4 separate regions of the Homo sapiens genome follow, and regions 1, 2 and 3 are each linked to region 4. The links are chromatin loops, found by intact Hi-C in ENCODE. Cell type or tissue: heart left ventricle. All regions are shown on one strand. Each heading gives the region's core, and the rest is flanking DNA. Links, peaks and the distances in the headings are about the cores only. Region 1 overlaps LOC100130698 (a long non-coding RNA gene). Region 2 overlaps TMEM254-AS1 (TMEM254 antisense RNA 1). Region 3 has its middle 19 kb from the start of SFTPD. Region 4 holds the start of SFTPA2 (surfactant protein A2).

Evidence for each region. Peaks named below come from ENCODE experiments on the same cell type or tissue, not always from the same donor. Only the 100,000 strongest peaks of a DNase experiment are listed, where the experiment ranks them.
Region 1: a loop joins it to region 4, with 11 times the contacts of the local background. A loop is called at or near these places in 4 of 110 quality-filtered maps.
Region 2: it touches region 4 in a loop (6-fold over the local background); 13 of 110 quality-filtered maps call a loop at or near these places.
Region 3: it touches region 4 in a loop (5-fold over the local background); 58 of 110 quality-filtered maps call a loop at or near these places.

Annotation. Positions count from the first base shown.
Region 1 is chr10:80,251,448-80,256,844 of GRCh38, forward strand. It overlaps LOC100130698 (a long non-coding RNA gene), which reads left to right. Exons shown (of 6, transcript NR_136612.1): 6 at 837-3,961. Among named protein-coding and RNA genes, the nearest start is that of MAT1A, 36 kb to the right of the region's middle. RefSeq lists enhancers at 2,320-2,439, 4,905-5,397. In heart left ventricle, for the core only: no CTCF peak of the experiment used is centred there; a DNase peak (open chromatin) is centred at 2,654.
Region 2 is chr10:80,044,732-80,050,310 of GRCh38, forward strand. TMEM254-AS1 (TMEM254 antisense RNA 1) reads right to left here. Exons shown (of 4, transcript NR_027432.1): 4 at 1,502-4,447. Among named protein-coding and RNA genes, the nearest start is that of TMEM254, 31 kb to the right of the region's middle. In heart left ventricle, for the core only: a CTCF peak has its summit at 2,335 (motif pointing left); a DNase peak (open chromatin) is centred at 2,350.
Region 3 is chr10:79,927,120-79,932,698 of GRCh38, forward strand. It overlaps the pseudogene BMS1P21. Among named protein-coding and RNA genes, the nearest start is that of SFTPD, 19 kb to the right of the region's middle. In heart left ventricle, for the core only: CTCF peaks have their summits at 2,487 (motif pointing left) and 2,688; a DNase peak (open chromatin) is centred at 2,462; H3K27ac peaks cover 498 bases.
Region 4 is chr10:79,559,466-79,565,044 of GRCh38, forward strand. SFTPA2 (surfactant protein A2) reads right to left here and starts at 942. Exons shown (of 6, transcript NM_001098668.4): 1 at 899-942; 2 at 504-533; 3 at 1-41. The coding sequence starts at 18. RefSeq lists an enhancer at 2,623-3,136. In heart left ventricle, for the core only: a CTCF peak has its summit at 2,853 (motif pointing right); a DNase peak (open chromatin) is centred at 2,856; H3K4me3 peaks cover 478 bases; H3K27me3 peaks cover 722 bases.

The DNA of each region.
Region 1 (5,397 bases), core at 34-5,033, 690 kb after region 4:
GGTATTACCTAGAAGTTAAAGAAATATGATAACCGTGCCAAACTGCTATCTCTAGGTAAGATTATTCCGTCAGAAAACCCTCTCCCAGTTCCCCTGTAGCTCTTCAGGAATCCCCATCTCCCCATAGCTCTTTGTGCCCATGGATGGCGCTTCCAAAGTAGAGAAGACCGTTTGTCAAGAAGGGAAGCAGAAGGGGGACGAGAGGGTCTTGCAGGCAGAGCTGGAATCGACTTCCACTCTGCTTCTTGCAAGCTGTGTGATGCTAGGTGAAATTTCTCCTTCCTCTGGAGCCTCTATTTTCTTAGATTTGGAGCAGGGTGGTCACACTGACCTTGTAGATTTCTGAGAATCAGAGACAGCACATGAAAAGCCTGGAGGCCATTCTCTTAAGAGTAGCTGTGACTCATGTGTGGACAATGGGCTTTTCATGCTTCTGTTTCTCTCTGTTTATCTGATGCAAGGAACATGCTCCGGTGATGATGGTGAGGGAGGAATTAGGATAGACATAGACACCCCTGTGTCAGAAACATGCTTCTTTATTACTGGGTTATGACTCTGTCTTCCCAGGGACAGGCCCCAGCCTGCGTACATTTGCAGACAGAGTGGCGTGTGGGGATAGCAGTTTGTCCCCACGACTTTTCTTCACTCCCCTGCTGTTGGAAGGACTCAGTTGAAGGGACACTTTATGGCATTGATGCTGCCATTTTGAAACCTGGAGGAGGGAAAGGTGCAAGGGACTATCACCTGAGGCATAAGGTGCAGCTTGTGTTGGTTTTGGTGTTTTTGTGTCCATCATATTCATATATTTCAAAACATTTTCTCCTCCTGACTTGTAGGTCAATGTGGCTACAGGGAAGCCTCATCCTTTCTCAGAATGGCCCTACTTGCCCGATGTCATGGCTGGCCCTTCAGGACCATTGATGGGCTGCCAGCCGCCTCCTCTACCTGGGTGTTGTCTGGGAACTCAAACACTCCCTCCATCTGAAGGTTTTCTGGGACCTCAACAAACTCCTCCACTGGAGAGTCCTCTGGGAATTCAACCACCTCCACTCGACTGTCCTCTGGGAACTCAGCCACCTCCTGCACTAGAGAGTCCCCTGAAAACTTAACCACCTCCTCCACTCGATTGTTCTCTGGGGCCTTATCCAGCTCCTGCAGCTGTCAGTCCTCCAGGACCTCATCCACCTACTGCAGCTGCCTGTCTTTCCGGACCTCATCCACCACCTGCGGCTGTCAATCCTCCAGGACCTCAATCACCTGCTGCACCTGTTGGTCCTCCATGACCTCATTGACCCACGGCATGCATCTGACCTCATCCACCTCCTGCAGCTGTCAGTCCTCCGGGACCTCATTCACCTCCTGCAGCTGTCGGTCCTCCGGGACCTCATCCACCTCTCGAAGCTGGTGGTCCTCCGGAACCTCATCCACCTCCTGCAGCTGGTGGTCCTCCGGGACCTCATCCACCTTTTGCAGCTGTTGGTCTTCCGGGACCTCATTCACCTCCTGCAGCTGTTGGTCCTCTGGGACTTCATCCACACCCTGCAGCTGTAGGTCTTCTGGGACCTCATCCACCTCCTGCAGCTGTTGGTCCTCTGGGACCTCATCCACCTCCTGGAGCTGTAAGTCTTCTGGGACCTCATCAACATGCTACATGTGTCTGTCTTCCGGGACCTCATCCACCTCCTACAGCTCTTGGTCCTCCCAGACCTCATCCACGTCCAGCATGTGTCTTCCCTCCAGGACCTCATCCATCTTTTATAGCTGCCTTCCTCTAGGACATCATTTACCTTTTTGTTCTGTGAGGCCTCTGGGACCTCCGACTACATCTCCACTTAGTAACCTCTGGATCCTCAGCCACCCCTTCTACCTGGGTGGCGTCTGGCCCCTCAATAACCACCTTCACATGAATCTCCTCGGTTACTTCAATAATCTCCATTTGTGGTCCCTGGGACTTCAGCCACTTCCTCCACCAGGGTCTCCTCTAGTACATCTGCCACCTCCTCCACTTGGCTGGCCTCTGCTATCTGAACTCCTCCAGGACCTCAACCAGCTCCCCTACCCATTGTTGCCTGTAGGACCTCGACCACGACCTCCACATGTACTACTTGGTATATTTATCTGAACAGTATGAACTGAGTTGCAAAATGGATTCATCTTTCCCTTTCTGAATGAATAGAAATGTTACAGATTGTACTGCAGGGCTTTGCACTGGCTGAGGATGTGGTCACTTTGCTCAAGTTTCTGAGAGTACAAGTCAGTTGCATTATTTCCTCATCATGACCTTGGCAGAAGGTATCTTCTGTAGATGAGGAAAGAGTTTTTTTTCATTTTAAGGGGTGGGGGCAGAGTCTTGCTCTGTCACCAAGGCTGGGGTGCAGGGGTGCACTCCTGGCTCACTGCAACCTCCGTCTCCAGGGCTCAGGTGATCCTTCCACCTCAGCCTCCAGAGTAGCTGGGACTACAGGTGTGCAACACCATGCTTGGCTATTTTTATTTTTTAACTTTTTGTAGAGACCACGTTTCACCATGTTGCTCAGGCTGGCCTCAAGCTCCTGGAGCCATGCCATCTGCCCACTTTGGCCTCCCAAAGTGCTGAGATTACAAGTGTGAGCCACTGTGCCCAGCCAGAGGTTATTTATAGAAGCTAGAAATACAAGTTTTGCAGGCTTGTGTGGAACCTGGGCCATATGGCCAGCTCTGTGAGGGATGAGACCCATCCCTGGCTGGCAGGGCATCCTGTGTGCTGCAGCAGAGAGACCCACACTGAAGGGCACAGAGCTTCTGACCAGCCCAATGGAAACACAAGTGAAGGGACACAGGGTGCAGAAGGAGGAGACAGAATCTCCTGGGAGTAAACAGGAGGCTGTGGAAGAGAAAGCTGAAGCAGGGAGGTGTGACATGGGGGGTTGTTGAACTCAGGTAGAGCTGGAAGGCTGCTCCTAGCCAGGCAAGCAGCGTGAGCAGGAGCATGGAGGCTGCGGTGAGGGCCACACAGAGCTGCCATGGGAGCTCAGATACCACATTGTGCACAGGAAATTACCACCCCAGCACTTCCTTGTTGCCCTACAGCCTTTAGTCCATTATCGGTAGGAAGATGATTCTTTCCCTGGGTGCATGAAGGCTCTAGATCGGGGTGAATGAATGCCTAGAGGTCTGAAAATTTTAACTTGGTTCTGTCAGGGGAACCTGTCTCCCTGAGTTTTCACGGCCTAAGGAGACTAACAATGAGGATGGGTCTGGTTCAGTGGAGCTGCGGCCTTGGCCTTCAGAATGAGGCCAACTCTGGCTGGAAACTCAAGGCCAATCCTGAGCTGCTGTGACCTACTCTGATCTCCTGCACCCTCTCCTTCCCACCCACAACTCTCAGCTTTGCATCTCCCAACCTTGGCAGGCAAAATGCTTCCCCTTCCCTGTGTCTTTGCTGCCTAAGCCCAGACACCAACTCTCAGTAGAGCTCAGAGCCCCAGCTTTCTCAGAAATGAGCTGGGAATGATGCGATTATGAGGTCATGGTGAGGACAGGGAGACCAAGCTCATAAGGAAGGCATCTTGCAAAATAGCTGGTAGATGGTAGAGCCTCACCCCTCCCGCTGGTTAAATGAAAATATTTCCACTCAGAAGATCAGCAAAAGGTGTTCATTGAAGTTCATTTAATAAACCTTAGGGTGTAGCAGCTCAGGCTCTGGGATTTCCAGTTTCTCTTTCAAAAGATAAGGGAAAGCCCCTGTCTCCAAGATTAGAATTCAGATCCTTACGAGATGAAGAGATCCTAAAAATGCATACACAGTTAAACTCTGAGATTTGTATCTGTGATCTGTGGATAATTATTCTCCATGACATACAGACACAGATATGGCCACACACAGAAGTATTCAGCAGGGGCACAGATATTTCATAGAAGACAAAATGTATATTGGGCAAAAGAAGGTCACCTGGAAATAAACCGAAATCTTTTTACCTTACAGGATAATTTTGAAATTTGAAGAGTCTCCTGGGCCATGATATCTTGGAAAAGTCTCTACCATATTTGATGCTCCATGTCCCATGCTTCCTCCTCTCTCTCTCATTTCCAGTGTTTCCCTTTAGAAACATTTGCAGTCCTATCTTTCTGGGTGTCCGCTTCCTGGAGGACCAGTTCACACCCCAGGGTATACCAGGTGTGACTCCTCATACACTATTCAAACTCAGGCAGATACTGCCTTGCTGGACACAGAAGCAGGGTTACCCTTTGGGTAGTGTTGACTGGGAAGGGTCCGAGGGGGGCTTCTGGGGTGGGGGAATATCCTGTATCCAGCCACGGGTGGAGGTTGTGCTCATTCATTCTAGAAAGAGTCACTGTGCTCCTAGTGACTGCCAGTGGTGCCTTGTGAGCAGATAGACAGTAATACATCCCCATGAGGTGGCCAACTTCTGACAGGGAATAGAAGGGGGCCCAGCAGTGGCTGTGGAGCCTGTGAGGGGCCTCGCAGAGACTCAGGGTTTGTCAGAGCCCATTCCCCACTGAGCCAGCTGCCCTCGGTAGAACCAACTCCAGGCAGCTCTAAGGGAAGTTGAGCTGGGTGTAGACATTTCTCCATAAGTCCTGTGCCCCCCACCATCTTCCTGTAATTTTTAAATTGTGTGATAGGCAGAGGTCGGTGGTGAGAGGCTCACTGAGCAGGACTGGAGAGGAGTAGAGAACGCAGGGGTGAGTTCAGTCAGAGGATGAGACAGGCAGAGAGAAGAGAGAGAAGGGATGAGAGAGGGAGGGGAAGGACAGAGAGAAGGAGAAAGACAAGGAGGATAGAGAGAGAGGGGTTGAAACAGTGAGAGAAAGAGAGAAGGGAGAGAGAGAGAAGGTGGAAGGTGAGGAGAGAGAGAGAGAGAGATGGAGATGGGAGGATGGAGTCATGGAGAGAAGTTGATTTGGGCCCAGGGGGAGAAAAGGAAAGCTGGAAGAGACAAAGACAGAAGGACCCACAGTGAGAACCAAGGGAGTTGGAGGGAGGGAGATGTCCAGAGAGCTGGCCAGTGATCCACACACGGAGGGAAAGGCAGAGAAAAAAAGACAGAGAAGAGAGGAATGAAGACAGGAAACAAGAGAGATGGAGAGGACTGAGACAGGGAGAGGAGGCTGGAGAGAATCACAGAGAAACAGCACAATAGAGGTAGGGAAAGAGTTGTTGAGGACAGGGTCACAGAGAGAAAGGAAGGACAAAGAGGGAGGCAGAGAGAAGCAGAGAAAGAGAAAGCAGGGAACAAAAGGGTGAGCCTGCAGGAGGTGGAGGGGGGCAGATGGCCTGGGTGAGGGGACAGCAAAGGCAGGTAGTCCTGGGACTCAGGAGCCATGGGAGTTCTTGCACTCCAAGGCTGTGACCTCCTTAAGGCCCAGCGCCATGAAAGCCCATCACATGGGGAC
Region 2 (5,579 bases), core at 214-5,213, 490 kb after region 4:
TCCTGAGCTCAAGTGATCTGCCCACCTCAACCTTCCAAAGTGCTGGGATTACAGGCATGACCTACTGCGCCCGGCCTAAAGGCTTTATTGTCTATAACAATAAATAAATGCAAAATCTACGGATCGGGGAGACACAGGCTCCAGTGTAAGACAAAAATTGAGCTCCAAAGAACAAAAAGAGGTCCTGGCTTAAATAGGGAAAGGTCCTGCGCTAGACGTCAATATGGTCTGTACATGCAAATGAGGATTGAAACTGGTTCAGACCTCACTGGTTGAAAATAACTGTGTCTCAGTTGGGTAGTTTCTAAGCCCAAAGCCAGTGGTCTCTGTAGGGTGCCCCTTTCAGGCAGCTGGCAGGAGATTTCCAGCCACGTGTCTCGGCTCTGGTTTCAGAAGCCATCTTAGCTCAGAGGTGCAAACAGGATGTTTGTCTAGATCTGCCCTCTCCTGGGAAGAGGAATGCATGACTGCTCTTCTCTCACCCCACCATGGCCCCTTGGCTCCCATCATCTTCATCTGAGTGTCTCTTTCAGCCAGAAGACGTCCATCTCCTCTGGACGTCTTTAGAGCTTCATTTCACACTCCCAGCTTGCTCAAAGTTCCAATTGCCCCTGCCGGGGAATGAGGCCCAACATTCCCACCAGAACCAGGCTCAGACCTTTCTCTCTAGAGCCTAAAATACAATCTCAAGTAATGACAAGCCAATCTCAATTCTGCCTCTAGGCACTAACTCCCCATTCTTGGCTCCAAAGACAGGGTCACCTTCTGAAACCACCTTTGCAAAATTATGACAGTAATTTGAGTCTGACAAAATTGACTCCATCTTGTTTCTAACCTCCAAGCTATGCTCGGTCATTCCTGGACATAGATCAAGCTGCTGACTTTGAGAGAAATGTAGTTTATTTATTTTTATTTTATTGTTATTATTTATTTATTTACTTTTTGAGATGGAGTTTCGCTCTGTCGCCCAGGCTGGAGTGCAGTGCACTCGGCTCACTGCAACCTCCGCCTCCCGTGTTCAAGCAATTCTCCTGCCTAGGCCTCCTGAGTAGCTGGGACTACAGGCGCGTGCCACCACACCCGGCTAATTTTTGTATTTTTAGTAGAGACGGGGTTTCAGCATATTGGCTAGGCTGGTCTCGAACTCCTGGCTTCATGATCCACCCACCTTGGCCTCCCAAAGTGCTAGGATTACAGGCATGAGCCACCACGCCCAGCCCTGGTTCTGTTTTCTTGAAGATAGTTTCAACATGTACATCTGCTTGCAGGGTTGGAATACCTCACCCCTCACTGGTGAGGGACAAATCTGTGGTATCTCTTTTATTCATTGAATCAAAGTGCTGTGCCTTTGATTTTACAAGGTATGTTTCATAACTTTAAAGAAAAAAACATTTTTCTTCCTTATCCAAATGTAACTTTAGTAATTTAGTGAATGTAAACCCCATTCATTTTTTTGTATCTTTTCCATGTGTGAATGCAGGTATATATCGAAGAATAATAATTACTCGCTGCTTTATCCTTTATTTTCATGATTATCATATTATCAAACTACTCAATAACTCGATTTTTTACAAACAGTATGTCCGAGAACACTCACACAATTACACAGATCTAGGCCTTTTTTTTTTAAGCTGTCCTAGCTTCTTACATTATATGATGTGTCTTCTTTGGGCTCAGTGTTCTATAAGAATGTCCAAGAGTTTGTCTATGAGACACATCCAGTAACAGAATTGCTGGGCATCTATGACTTCAATAAATATTCCAATTGGCTGTCCAAAGTGATAGTGCAAATCACACTCATCACCTGCATTGGAGAGTTGCTCTTTACCTATTCTCAATCTTATAGTAAGAGAAGGAAGATATTTACAAAATGAAGTATGTCTGCATGTTATATGACTTGGAAATATGTGCAAAACATGCTTTATTCTGCAAATTAGTATCACATGACACAATTGGTTAGAATGTAAATATGAAAAACATCATACAATGTAGAAGAAGGAAGGGGAAGGGGGAATGGGGAAAGGAAAGGCAAGGGAAGGGATTATCAAAGTCTTTACAATATAGATTATATGATGAGTTTAGAGTTTTCAGGACTGTAAATTCAGAGTGCGAGAATAAAAGACCAAGCTTTTGTTTGGTTACTCTCTGTATTGCTTAAACTATCATAACATACATCATTTTGTAATTAATTAAATATTGTCAAGAAAACAAAATGGAAATAACACAAATTCTATGCAGTGGATGTGTTTTACACAAAGCCCCGAGGGAACCCTGCAGTTCAGGAAATGTTGCTCCTCTAGAAGGCAGGCGCCACTATGTGAAAGGCGCCCCCTAGTGGGAGGGATGCAGCCTGAAGCGCTGCACAGGGCAGCATTGGCAGGACCCGCTCTGATGGACAGAACTCCAGAATACTTGAGAAGTGATTCCACATCCTGAAGCTCAAAATTATGAAAATTGTTTCAAAGTTTGGGGCTTTTTTCCAAACACTCAGGTCAACACAAGGCATTCAACTTCTCGTCTGGGCACTCTCAGATCTTGTGGGCCCACGTCCAGAGGTGACTCAGTCAAAACACTGGTTCCAGGCAGCAGCTCTCAGTGAAGGGGGTGAGGAGGGGTCTGCACACCTGCTCTAGCACAGAAGCCCCCTGGGGCTCTTTACAGTGCAAAGCTGGGGCTGCAACTCCATCGGGAGTCCCTGTCTTCAACGGAGAAGCCTCAGGTGATTCTATGCCTTAAGTGTATGCAGGCTAGGCTGATGTTGGGATGTCCTTCACAGTCAGAGCTTTGGTGGGCTGTCTGTGAAAGGACACATGGCTGCTGTTCCAGCAGGCCACACATCATGGCTGGAGATGCTGTCCCGGTCGATGGAGATGACAGCTTTGCTGTAGCCACCTTAGACACCCCTCCATACAAAGTCTGGGCAGTGGGGTCCTTCATATTCTTGTACTGCTTGTTAGGTATCTTTTTTTTTTTTTTTTTTTTTTTTTTTTGAGATGGAGTCTCACTCTGTTGCCCAGGCTGGAGTGCAGTGGCGCAATCTCAGCTCACTGCAAGCTCTGCCTCCCGGGTTCAGGCCATTCTCCTGCCTCAGCCTCCCAAATAGTTGAGACTACAGGTGCCCGCCGCCACGGCTAGCTAATTTTTTTTTGTATTTTTTAGTAGAGACAGTGTTTCACCGTCTCTACTAAAGATCAAGGATGGTCTTGATCTCCTGACCTGGTGATCCACCCACCTCAGCCTCCCACAGTGCTGTTGTTAGGTATCTTCTAAGGAGGAGACAATGTCTGAGACAGGGACTGTGCAGAGCCTCTGTCTTCTGAAGCACAGATTGCTTTGGATTTGGCAACTGCTGTCATTTGGGGGTTGCCTTGCTTGCTGCCTTGGTGCTTGTTAGTTTTGTTCTCCATACTCTAGCTCCACCTTCTCAGGACACTGCTGCCCTACCAGAAGAGACCAGCAGCTCACAGAGCCTTCCTGAGTTCAGCATCTTTATGTGCAAGCTCTGCAGAGCCCTTTTCCTCAGGCTTCTGTGTGGATGGTTGTGGGATGACCTGTGGATGATGCTCTCTGAAGCCTAGCACCATTTCCTAGAAACACAGTCCTGGTCCCAGCAGTAAACACTTGCAGACTTCTCATCCAAGAGCTGCTGGATTTGGGAACTGGGTTGCTCTGCAGCCAGCTATGTTGCTGCATATCTTACCCAAGAGGCGTTTGTGGAGATCTGATCACTATTTGCAAAGGTGTGTGCCACAACTGAGAGCACAGGGACTCTCCATTACTTGGGAACATCAACCATGCTGCTGGGACTGAAGGGAAAGTGCCTGCTTCCCTAAATCCTGTGACTCATATACATTAGAACCTGATCCTGGAAGACCAGCTTCTCCTGGTAATTCTGAGGCTGAGGCTGCTCATGATGACATTCCCAACCATTCTGCTGATGTCCTTGAAAGAGTCAGTAAAGAAAATAACCTTTCTGTTCCTCCTGCTGCTGCCTCTCTCCGTGCACACCATGAACACAGCACAAAGGGGAGGGCCTTGCATGCTGGCTTTCCCCCATCTCAGGCTTGTCCCTTTCAGAATACTGAGGAGGAGATGCAGAAGGATAAGGAAATAATGCTGATCTACATCGACAAGGGCCATTTTCTGTATCACCTGGATACTCCAAATCACAGCTTAGTTTCCTTTTAATCCATAAGGCTACAGTTATTTGAGCCATCATGTTAATTGGGAGTCCCCTGTGTCTCCACGGAAGAGTGGCCAGCTCCACCCAGTAGAACTTCCTGGGTACAAGAAGTTCTGCTCAGGGTCATCATTGGGAGATTCCACCTGGTTTTCCTGGATTCTTGTAAATGGGTGGCCTTTGGCAGAGGAATCATGCAGTTCCCTGGCAGTGAACATTCTGTGTCTCTCTCTAAGTGGTGGTCTGGCTTTTATTTTGAAACCAGTTCTAAAGAGAAAGAACAGTTTGTTAATTCAATCTGTTGGTTAAGACATATTGTACAATGCATTTCCACAATGTAGAATTTTACAGTTAAGTTTAGTCTCAGGATGATCACCGGCTTGTTTCCTGACTTGAATAAGACACAAAGAATGAAGGCAATCCTTTGTGGGGCTGCACATTATGGAGGTTATAAATTGTGCACAATCCCAAAATTTCAACTGCCTCATAGTTGCAGTGGCCCTTTTGTACATGCAAACCTGGACCTTTCAAAATCTCCTACCAACCTGTTTGCAATCCTCCGCATTTGGAAAGAACAGACTTCCAGCCTTTCCCTAACTTATTTATTTTACTCACGCTGACCTACCAGGATAAACTTGTGATTCAATATACTCTAAATTATACTCTTAAATTCACTGTATTCAAAGACTATGCATAAAACAAGCAAGAGTTGGCCGGGCACAGTGGCTCATGCCTGTAATCCCAGCTCTTTGGGAGGCTGAGGCAGGTGGATCACAAGGTTGGGAGTTCAAGACCAGCCTGGCCAACTGGTGAAACCCTGTCTTTACTAAAAAAAAATACAAAAATTAGCTGGGCATAGTGGTGTGTGCCTGCAATCCTAGCTACTTGGGTGGCTGAGGGAGGAGAATTGCTTGAACCCAGGAGGGGGAGGTTGCAGTGAGATGAGATTGTGCCACTGCACTCTGGCATGGGTTACAGAGCAAGACTTTATCTAAAAAAAAAAAAAAAAAAAGGAACAAGCAAGAGTTTGTAATAACCTGGCAAGGCATCTTACACGTGACTCTAAGCATTCCATTTGACACCTCTAGTCTTCATTTTTTTCCCTCCTCCACAAAGAGAGGATAATTACACCTGCCAACCATAATCCCTAGGGGTTTAGGGGAGGGAGAAATGATCAACACTGTTTTAGACTCTCCATCCTAATAAGCTCTGTTGTGGTACCGCACCTAGAGCCCTACCATGCAGGTAAGGATGTCTGGGGGCCTTTTAATATTTGATCCCTCCAGGAACCCCTCTGTCTGCAAGTTCAGAATTGCTTTAGGTTAATAGCGCTTAAAGCTAGAAAGATGTCTGATCCACACCTATAATGACTGCTTAAAACAAAGTTGTGGGCCAGGCG
Region 3 (5,579 bases), core at 214-5,213, 370 kb after region 4:
GCCAGCCAGCCTCCCTTCTCTGTGGCTGTCAGAGGGGGACCAGTGCCAGGGGTCACAGTCAGTCCCTGGACTTGCCCTCTGTGTCACAGCAGAGCCTCTGACCTGGAAGGCTGTTTGCTTGTCATTATGTAACTGGTCTGTGCTTTTGAGCCTGCCAAAGCTCAGGGTTTTTCCATTCTGGAAAGGGATTGGTTGCTATCAGAGGGCCTGGGCTGGAGATGCCGGGAAGTAGATTTTATAAAACGATGTTGTCCTGGTAACCCTGAGTGGCTGATGGGCTGCTGGGAAGAGGGGAGGAGATCAGGGCAGTGGGCCATCTGGGAAAGGGTGCTTACAACCCTGGTGGCCACTGTGTGAGGAATAGACAGTGTCCCCAACTATGAACCTGTGGTTTGTCCAGCAAACACAGGTGTATGTTTCAAAAAAGCTGGGGGCAAGCAGCCATTCATTAACCAAGCAAATGCCTTGGGTGAGGCTAGCCATTGCCAACCCACAGCCCAGCCTGCCCTGCCCTGGCTTATGCTTGTGCCACCTTGTACCTCTCTTCTGAGTAGTGACCAGCAGAATTGACTGGAATGCTTGACAAAATCATAGGCTCTTGGCCTCATTCTGGACCCAGTGAGTGAAAACCTCAGAAATCTGTCATCTTCATGGGTTCCTCAGGTGAACCGGATGTTTGGCCAGTTTTGAAACCACTGCCCCAAGAAATGCAGACACCACAGTGGCTTTCTGCCTGCCTCTCACCGTACAGTGCAGCCCTGGAGCCTGGAAGCCAGCATTTTCCCATTCCTTACAGGCCCCTCATGAGGTGAAGGGAGTGCTGCTTAACTGTATAGTGTCAGACCCCAAATAATCTCCCTCAACGGACCAGCGCCCCGCTAGTGAAAACCAACTGCAGACCTAAACCTTCCCTATTTCCAGGGTTTCACTGCTTCCTGTGACTTTAGGGAGGAGGTCTGAGGTTGAGACAGCTCTGAGGAGCTTCAGAGCACGTGAGGCACTGGATGCGTGAGACCTTGAGGGGGGAATTGTGTGCACATGGGCTTGGGGCTGTTTGTGTGTATTGTTGTACATGTGTGAGTGTGTGTTGAGTGCTTGTATGGAAACCAGCAATCCAGTATGGAAACCAGAACCCAGTGCTTGATGTTCTCAGCATCCTGCCACTGGCGGGGGCTCAGCCCCTACCTCCCCAGCCTGTCTCCAGGTTTACCTCTGCCTACTCCCCACTGAAGAACATTGGCTCGGGCTGACCCCGGAGACTCTGGGTGAGGAGTTGAGGTGCTTGGTCATGGACAAAAGGTCCTCTGTAAGGGGTCCTAAGCTGTGTTCTAGGACACCGGGGGGTCCACAGAGATTGAGCACTAATATGATCCTCTTCCCCTGCCAGGTCTTGGATTGTATGTCACCATTCCCCCCACCACCCGAGTCCCTACCTGACCACTGAAGCTAAGGTTGCTCCAACCCCAGTCACCATTACAACACTCCATTTTATTTTCTTCTAAGAATTATGGTTATCTGATATCATCTTGGCTATCTGCTTAAGTTATGTCAGTGTTGCAAAGTCATTAAGAATAAGGAATCTAGCTGGGGTCAGTGGCTCACGCCTGTAACCCCAGCACTTTGGGAGGCTGAAGGGGGCAGATCATCTGAGCTCAGGAGTTCAAGACCAGCCTGGGCAACACAGCCAAACCCCACCTCTAAAAATACAAAAAATTAGGCGGGCATGTTGGCGCATGACTGTAATCCCACCTACTCAGGAGGCTGAGGCAGGAGGATTATTTGAGCCCAGGAAGCAGAGGTTGCAGTGAGCAGAGATCGTGCCATTGTGCCCCAGTCAGGGCAATGGAGTGAGACTCTGTCTCAAAAAAAAATAAAATAAAATAATAAAAATAAAAATAAAAATAAAAAGAGTAAGGATTCTGGAGTCAGACTGCCTGGATTCAAATCCTGGTTCTACCAGTTTGCACCTGTGTGACCTGGGCAAGTCACATAATACACTCTCTGTGTGTTAGTTCCCGTCTTGGTAAAATTGGGATCATGACAGTGTCCACCTCAGAGGGTTGTTGAAGGAATAGATGAACTGATATAAGCAAGGCAATTAGGACAGCACTGGCCTGCAATAAATGCCATGCAAACATTAGTCCCTGCTGTTGTTATTAGTACAAGACCATATCACTCACTTCTGCAGTCCCACTGCCTTGAAAAGGGCTGGGAACCACATACACACTCAATAACTGTTGAATGAATAAGTGAATGAATAATGAATGAATGAATCTGAGTCCTCCACCAAAATGTGTGACCCAATTCCCTTCTCTGGAGCTTAACTCAGCTCTAAGCTGGATCCAAGAGAGAAACAGCAAAACTCATTTTGGAATATGGTTACGGACACAGCCTCCTTTCTCTGATAATTGAGTATCCCTGGCCCCGGCAGCAGTGGCCATGTGCAGCTGGTGCTGTGGCCTCGTGCTGCCCCCTGCTGGTTGCCTCCAAGACAAGGCCAGCAAACCCAGAGAGACTCAAGCCCAGCCAGGTGAGTGGTGGGATCACATGAGCACCTTGTCTGCAACTTCGGATGCTCCCGCTTTCCTCCTCTCGACGATTGTCCTGGTTGCTTTGCTCACTGGGGTTGTGCCCCCACCCTGCAGGGCCAGGGCCAGACGCACGCTCCTACTGCGTGACCGCAGGTCTTCAGCATGCTGGATCCCGACAGCCCTCAGTGCACAGCAAGCCCCGGGGACTGGCGGGATGCTCTGCTCCTTGTCTATACATCTGTCTCCTTTCCAAGCCTAGAATGTGATCTCTTTAGGGCAGGACCCACAGGCCACCCCCACACTCTCCTTGCCTGCCCCTCCACAGGTCTCTGTGGCCGAGGCAATTTCAGAATCCCCTCAAGACAGGACTTTGCTGCTGCTCTTGCCCGAGCCCTGTCGGGGCTGGATTTGTGGGCTTCTCTCTGGGTTCCCTTTGCGGACTTTTTGGGTATCTCTCTCAAATGCAGTCACTTTTTTCTTTCCTCAGCATCAGCAGGGAAAGAATCTGGACTTTTCTCTGAATCAGGTTCTTTTGGAGAACACTACTAAGTATATGCTTGTGATTTTCGTGTGATGACCTCGCGTCATTTCAAAAGGACAAAGGGGTTCAGGCTGGGAACCTGTAACTCAGGACAGTTTAGGGACTCTGCCTGGGACCCATCAGGCCACCAGCAGAGGGTCCGGTGCACAGATGGATGGTGGGGATCTCCTAGGGGATCTCAAATGGAAATGACATTGTTGTTCCGCCAGCTTCTACACTGTTCTTGTTTCTTGTTCTTGGGCTTCCTGGGAAGTCAGCTGGTGGAAGCACAGGATTCTTGCAGAAGTCCCTGAAGGTGCCTTCACTGGGTGCATGATGAAGCTGGGGGCAACCCCCTTGTTGGGTACCCTATGGACCTGCAGGGCAGTGCCCTCTTAAGCCAAGGATGACAAACATTAGCACACATACTTACCCTCTCCTCCCCGATATCTGTGCCAGATGCAACTAATCAACGATCTCCTACACAGCCTGGAAAAGATCCTGAAAGCCATTTAACCCCACAGTCATTACCAAGGGATGTGAGATGGTGTGGGGAAAAAGACTCATTGTCCAGCCCTCCAGCCCTGCCCAGAGCTCCTGATGTGTCCAGCTTCCTATCCCCATGAGAATCTATGACCTTGACAATTACAGAAGTACCACCAAAAGCCATATGCCGAGTTGCATGTGAGACCCTTTTCCCCAGTGAGAGCATCCTCTGGAGACCTCACCTTGCCCAGCAGTGCTGACCCTTTCCTGTGCTGTCTGCAAGCAGTTCCTGGGTGGTCATCTCTCCTACACTGATGGGATCTGGTTCCCAAGCACCCCAAGGGCAGGAATCAGAAAAGGTCATGAACATTTTGGATTCACTATGTGAAAAGGGTCTGGGGAGTCCAGAGGTAGAAGCTCCCAACCATGGCTGAGATGGAGGGGAAGGTGATGAGACATGGTTTAACATCACACTCACTGTTATATGGTCGTGCTTGCCTAATGCACCAAGATTATGAGCTAAATTCCACATCAGATAAAAAGCAGTGCCGCTTTCCTCCTCAGCCAGGGAGATGTAAACCACCTGGAGCTTCAGGGCAAGGAGTGTAAAATCTGACCCCAAGCCACAGAGCAAAAGCAAGGGAAGGATGGGAAGGGATGCCAAATTCCCTGAGTTCTTGCTGCTTTCAATTCTGATCAATGCCTAAAAGGAAGTGAATATGTTATCTCAAAATTCTTTTTATCTTTTTTGTATCTCTGCTCCTTTCTTATCGCTACTACATATGTTGGCTTTTTTTTTTCTTATACAGATTTATCAACATGTATTTGTCTAATTCAACTCTTAAAAAGTCTAGTTTCTGAGATAATTTGTCATATCTATTATTGCTTTTTGTCGTTGTCAACACAGGGTCTTGCTCTGTCTTCCATGCTGAAGTGCGGTGTCACAATCATGGCTCACTGCAGCCTCGACTTCCTGGGCTCAAGTGATCCTCCTGCCTCAGCCTCACAAGTATCTGGGACTTCAGGTGCACGCCACCACACCTGGCTAATATTTATTTATTTATTATAGAGACAGGATCTCCGTATGTTGTCCAGGCTGGTCTTTAACTCCTGACCTCAAGTGATCCTCCCCAATCAGCCTCCCAAAGTGCTGGGATAACAGGTATGAGCCACCATGCCCAACTTATTTCTATTATTGTCATTTGTTTTATATTTCATTAATTTCACTTTTATATTTATTTGTTTTGTCCTTTTTTTGTTGTTTTAAAAATTTGTTTTAAGAAGATGAACACTTAGTTCAACTATTTTCAGTCCATGTTTTTTTATTTTTAAAATTTTAGTAATGAAAGCAAAGTTACTTATTTCCTCTGAGTATAGCTGTAACTCTATCTCATAGATTTTGGGATACATATTACTGTTTCATTAAGGTTTAAAAATTACTACTAAGATTATGCATTTTTCACGTATCAGTACTATTGGCCATTAGTATTTCTTCCTTTATGAATTTCCTCTTCTCATTCTTATGCCATTTTCCTATTTAGATATTCATTATTTTCTTATTGATTTATCTGTTGTGTACATTGCAAATACATAACCACTTTTCTTTTACATTGTGTTTTACTTTTCAGTAGAAAAGTTTTACGTATTTCTTATGTAGTCAGATATATCAATATTATCACTTTGGGTTCCCCTGTCTGATAACATTCTTAGATAGCTCTTTTTCCTTCCAAGACTACATAAATTGTTACTTATATTTTCTTCTAATTTTAATTTGTATATGTAATAAAATAATCTGATTTTACACTTCCTCTAAATGTTTATTTAACCCAGAATGATTCATTGGTAAGTCATTGTTTTCCTATGATTTTGGCATTCTCTCTTTATCATGCATATAGAACACATACGTGTATATATACATACTTGAGCCCATTTTTAGCCTTTCTATTCTTCTTCATTGTTCTATTTCTGTGTCATTAATATACAACTTCAATTATGCTAGTTTTATAAAACCCTCTAACATAGATGGGTCAAGTTCATCCTAG
Region 4 (5,579 bases), core at 239-5,238:
CAGAGGGCACAGCCACATGGCTCTGGGTCCAGTCGCTGCTCCTGCCGGAGGGATGGCCGTGAGCCCATCTGCCACCTCTGCCAACATCTCCCCCACTGTGCTCTGTCAGGACTCAGGAAGCTGGGCAGAGCCCGAGAGGCAGGGCGGGCGAGACCAGAGTGCTGGGAAGACCCGAAGCACCCGGGAAAATTCCAAGCATCACCTGGCACCTGGCATGGCCTCATGCTTCAGGCCTCCGGCTGGAGGTTGTGGGGTCTCAAGACTGCTGAGGAGGAGGAAGAGTAAGGAGCTCTGGGGAGCCCAGGGACCTGGGCTCCAGTGCAGTCTCCTTTCTTTCAGTGCCTCACTATGTTACCCTGGGAAACTGGCTTCACCTCTCTGATTTCAGCTGAATCTTCCATGCTCTGCAGAAAACCTGCCCTGTCCCTCCCAGGCTGTTAGAAGGAAGGATGAGGTCACTCACTCACTGACTCACTCCATCTGTCCCTCATATGCCCAGTTACCTTCTTTTCAGGCTCCAAGAAATCAGCGACCTGAGAATGAAAAGAGATGAATAGGGCCCACAGCCTGGACCCTTCAAGGTGATCATCGGGGGGTGATGACCCTCTCACAGTCAGTGATGAGGTCTTCCTTCCTCTTGGGGTCTGTTCTCCCACTCCCCCTGCTTAGGCCCTGCTGAGTCCCTGGTAGGGATGGATCTGGCCAAGGAAGATATCAAAGCATGAGGGTCTTTGTAGGTCATCCATGTTGACCATGCTGTGAAACACCTCCCAGTGGAAAATGGGGAGTTGCCCTCCTTCCCAACCTGGGCCTTGGTCAGGCCTGTGGCTGCTGGGCTGGTCCTCTCTGCCTGCGATCCTCAAGCTGGAGAACACCTAGGGGATGTGGCTAAACTCACCCACACACAGAGCCTCCAGCTGCTTGGGTCTCTGCCTCCAAGTTAGAGCATAAAGGTGGACAACAGAATTTATAGCATGTGGGCTGCCAGGCTTCTTCCCCACCCCTGAGAGCTCTACCACAAAACCTGTTCTCCAAGCAGGAAATAGGCATAGTGTTTACACAGCACATTTCCCTGCAGAACACTCAGGCTGCAGGAATACTTAGGACCCTTGAGGGGAGCACAGAACCTGGTAAAGAAAAATACCAGGTCTGTAAGAAGAGAAATGCCTCACTGGCTAAGGTCACCCACTCTGCACTCAGGGAGCTCCACTGGGTTCCTGGTTTAGTTTCAGACAATGAAGAAGTCACTGCTTCAGCTGAGGTTGGTCAGGTTGATCCAGGCCAACCTGTCTGCCCTGTAACCTTGCTCAGCTCTGAGCCCCAGGACCCCCAGCCAGTGTCTCTGGAGCCTGCAGCCGAGTTGGTGGGCACATGGACAGAGTGGCAGGCAAATATGCTGCACGTTCCACTTCCCTCTGCCCTAGCAGGTTCAGCTGGAGGAGTCAGGGCAGCACCTGGAAGGTCATGGGAGAGCTGCAGTTTCTGTCTTTGGTAGAACATCACTTTGGGTGATGTCTGGCAACCTGCAATGGTGATTATGCTAAGTGTCCCAGTGATATATGAAGCCCTAGTTGTTAGGGTCCTGGTTTGAGCATCTGGATTAGGAGGGAATCTCCAACTGTGGAGGTGGTAATGATGGGAACCCAGACAGGAAAATCTCCCCTGGCTTATTTGGAATTGGTTTGAAAAATCCCAAACCATTGAGGAGTTTGGAGCTCTTCCAGGGAGCGGAAGCTCAGACAACGGACCCCACTCCCAGGAGCAGGAAGCTGGGCAGTGCCAATTTGTAGCATGGAGTCTTTCAGCTGCCCCAGTGCTGTCTGCCACACCATGTGGTGGGTGCTGGGCCAGGTGTGGAATGGGGGAGTCAGGCCAGTGCAGGTTGGGGGCAGGTGGGGCGAAGCTCCAGCAACTTGGCTGTGGGGAGGCAGGGCTGTTTTGCAGGTGATGAGCAGGAACAGAGGCCAACTTGGATGTGCAGGGCCTTGTGGTTGGCAGGGCAGGGCATGGCTTTAGGGGAAAGGCACACCTGAGTTTTGACCCAGAGCTGTCACTTATTAACCAGGTGGCCTTGGTCAGTTTCATTTTTCATTTTATTATTCTGAAACAACATCAAAATTACAGAAAAATTGCCAGTATCGTACGACTTTTTTTTCCCCTGAACCTATGAGAGTAGGTTGTCAACATGAAACCCCAACACCCCAATACTTTAATGTGTTTTTCACGCAAAGGCATTTTTGCATTATAACCGTAATCAAGAAATAAACACGGATACAATAACTCCAAATAGCCTTCAGGCCCTATGCAAAATGTACACAATGCCCCAATAGTGTCCTTTATAGCAAAGGATCCGTTTCTGAGCCATGTGCCTTATTCGGTTGTCACGCTTCTCCAGGGTCCTGAAACCCACAAAGTCCCTCTGTCTTCCCTTCACCTTCATGACCTGAACACAGTGTGAAGATCACAGGGGAGTTACTGTGTAAAATACCCCTCACTTTGTTTGTTTGTTTGTTTGTATTGCCTTACAGTTAGATTCAGGTTCTGTAACTTCGGCAGAAATACCATCGACACCCGGCTGCGCTCTTCTCCCATTCTACCCGGCAGCATGTGACTTTAGTTTGCCCCAAGACTGATGATGTTCGTGTTGATCATTTAATTAAGGTGGTGGGTGTCACAATTTGCCACTGCAAATTTATTCTTTTTCTGATTTTAATCAGTGACTATGTTGTGGGGACGCACTTTGGGACTATTGTAAAGATCCCATCCCTCATCACGCTCTTTGTTGCCCTTTGATTGATTTGTAGCAATGTGGACTCGTGAGTGAGGCTTGCCACCGACCGCCAGGGGGAACCATGCACTCGCCTGCGTGCTGCAAGGGACACTATCCGAGTTTGATGTTGAGACAGGTACAGTTTACCAGCACATGGCACCAGCAAATCTAAAGAATGTAGTTAAGAAACACAAGCTTGTCATTCTTAGCACTAAGAATTGCTGCAGTCCCTGCTGAGTTCCGAGTGTCCAAGCCAGGCCACTCTGCCGCGTCCACAGCCTCCTCCCCCTGCTCAGGCCCCATTGCCCTGGCCGGTCCGCTCTCCTTCAGTGCCCTTCTCACTCTCCTAGGGGCTTCAACCCCCATGCTGGGCCACCTCCCTCTGCGGGGACATCCTCTTCACACTGCCAGGCCCTGGGTGCCCACGCGAAGCCACCTCAGAGTCCACAGTCTCACTGCACTCCGAGTCCCACTCCCTGTGGCAGGACCCCCTCCTCACCCAGTGTGACTGAAACCAGGAAGACGACGCTTTTTAAGACTGAAGGGGCACAGAGTGGGAGCCATGCACCGCCCTAAGAACAGCCCACGGGGGTCTCTGCAGATTCGAGACCTCTCTCTCAGTGCTCAAGGGACTCTTTCCTTCCCCTTTCTCCAGCTGCACTGGGTGCTAGCAGTGGGAAGAGGCTGTCTGTGGCTGCTAGAGCTTTCCCGTCGTTTTGGATCATTGCAGCACTCTATGAGGCGTACAGAGAGTAAGTAAATCCCCATTCCATACTTCAGTCAACTGAGGCTGACAGGGGTTACATGGATTGCCAAAATTACCCAGAAATCCTCTTTCCAGCTCAGTCCTCTGCTAGAACCTTCCCAGAGTCAGAGGGATGTGCTTAATCTACCTGTACCTGGAGACAAAGAGATGCATAAATAGATTTACTAATTATGGATATATTTCAAGATCACTTCTACTGTCAGAATCTAAGGGGCAGCTCAGCCACATTAAGGGAATGGAAGTTGACGCTTCTTTTCCTTGATGCAGCCAGCATACTAAGCAATTATGTGTGTATGTATTATAAATATATGTACACACATATATTGTGTGCTGTATATTTACACACATATCTATATTACATTGGCACATCTAATAAATGTCACTGCATTCTTAAAAAGCATAACACAATAAATCTTTCTATGACCTAGAAATGACAAATTTTAATTTTCATCAACACAGCCCTCTCACCTCACTACCCTGAGCATTTTGAGTCTTCCAAACCCCAGAGAAACACGTCATGTTTTATTAAGGCTTTGAGGTGAGGGAGACAGTTTTTCCCATTCTGCGCCTTGGAGGAATTGAAACTGGCAGATGGCAGCAACTATCTCCAATGAAATAGGCTCAGGAAAACACACGTGCACATACACACACACACACACACACGCACACACACACACTGACTTTGCATCAATAAGACCATACTGCAGATACTCTTCTACAATAAGTGTTTTCTCTTACATACCCCAGCCATATTTTCAGATTGACACACAGGGATATAATTGTTAACTATAGTCTTTTCTTGGGGTTTGCTTGTTTTTAATTTGGGTGACTTATTCTTTACTCTTTTTAATTTTAAAAAATTTCTTATTTTTAATGGACACATAATTTTATATATACATGGGATATAGTGAGCTATTTTGATACATGTATGCAATAATCAATGATCAAATCAGGGTAAGTTGTATACCCATCACCCCAAAAGTGTATCAATATTTAGTGATAAGAACATTCACAGTCTTCTCTTTTACCTCTTTGAATGTATATAATGAGTTATTGTTCACTATGGTCACCCTCCAGTGCTCTAGAAGGCTAGAACTCATTGCTCTTGTCTAGCTATGATCTTTTGTCCATTGACCAAGCTCTCCCCATCCTTCATTCTCCTGGTTTTCCCAGCCTCTAGTATGCTCTGTTCTACTGTTTACGTCTGTGAGATTAACTTTATTTTTAGCTTCCACATATGTGTGAGAAGATGCTGTGTTTAACTTTCTCTTCCTGGCTTTATTTCATTTAACATAATGGCTCATCCATGTTGCCATGAATGACAGGATTTCATTCTTTCTTAGGGCCGGACAGTATTTCATGGTGTATAGTTATCGCATTTTCTTTATCCATCCATCCATTGGTAGACACTTAATTTGATTCCACATTTGGCTATTGTGAATAGTACTACAATAAACATGGGAGTGCAGATACTTCTTCAACATACTGAGTTCCTTTCCTTTGAATATATTCCTATGAATACTGAGTAGTGGAATTGTTAGATCATATGGTCGTTCTATTTTTTGTTTTTTGGAGGAATCTCCCCTCTGTTTTCCATAATAACTGTACTGCTTTACATTTCCACCAACAGTGTATAAGAGTTCACTTTTCTCTGCATCCTTGCCAGTATTTATTAGTTATTGTCTTATTAATAAGAGCCAGTCTACCTGGGGTGAGATATCTCATTGTGGTTTGATTGACATTTTCCTTAGGAGTAGTAGTATTGAGAATTCTTATTTTTATATTATATCTATTATTTTATTTTAGACAGGGTCTTGCTCTGTCACCCAGGACAGAGCGCAGTGACACAATCTCAGCTCACTGCAGCCTTCACCTCCTGGACTCAAGCAATCCTCCCAACTCAGCCTCCTGAGTAGCTGACACTATAGGCATAGACCACCATGCCCGGATAATTTTTTATTTTTGTAAGCATGAAATCTCACTATGTTTCCCAGGCTGGTCTCAAACTCCTGGGCTCAAGCCAACTTCCCACTTCAGCCTCCC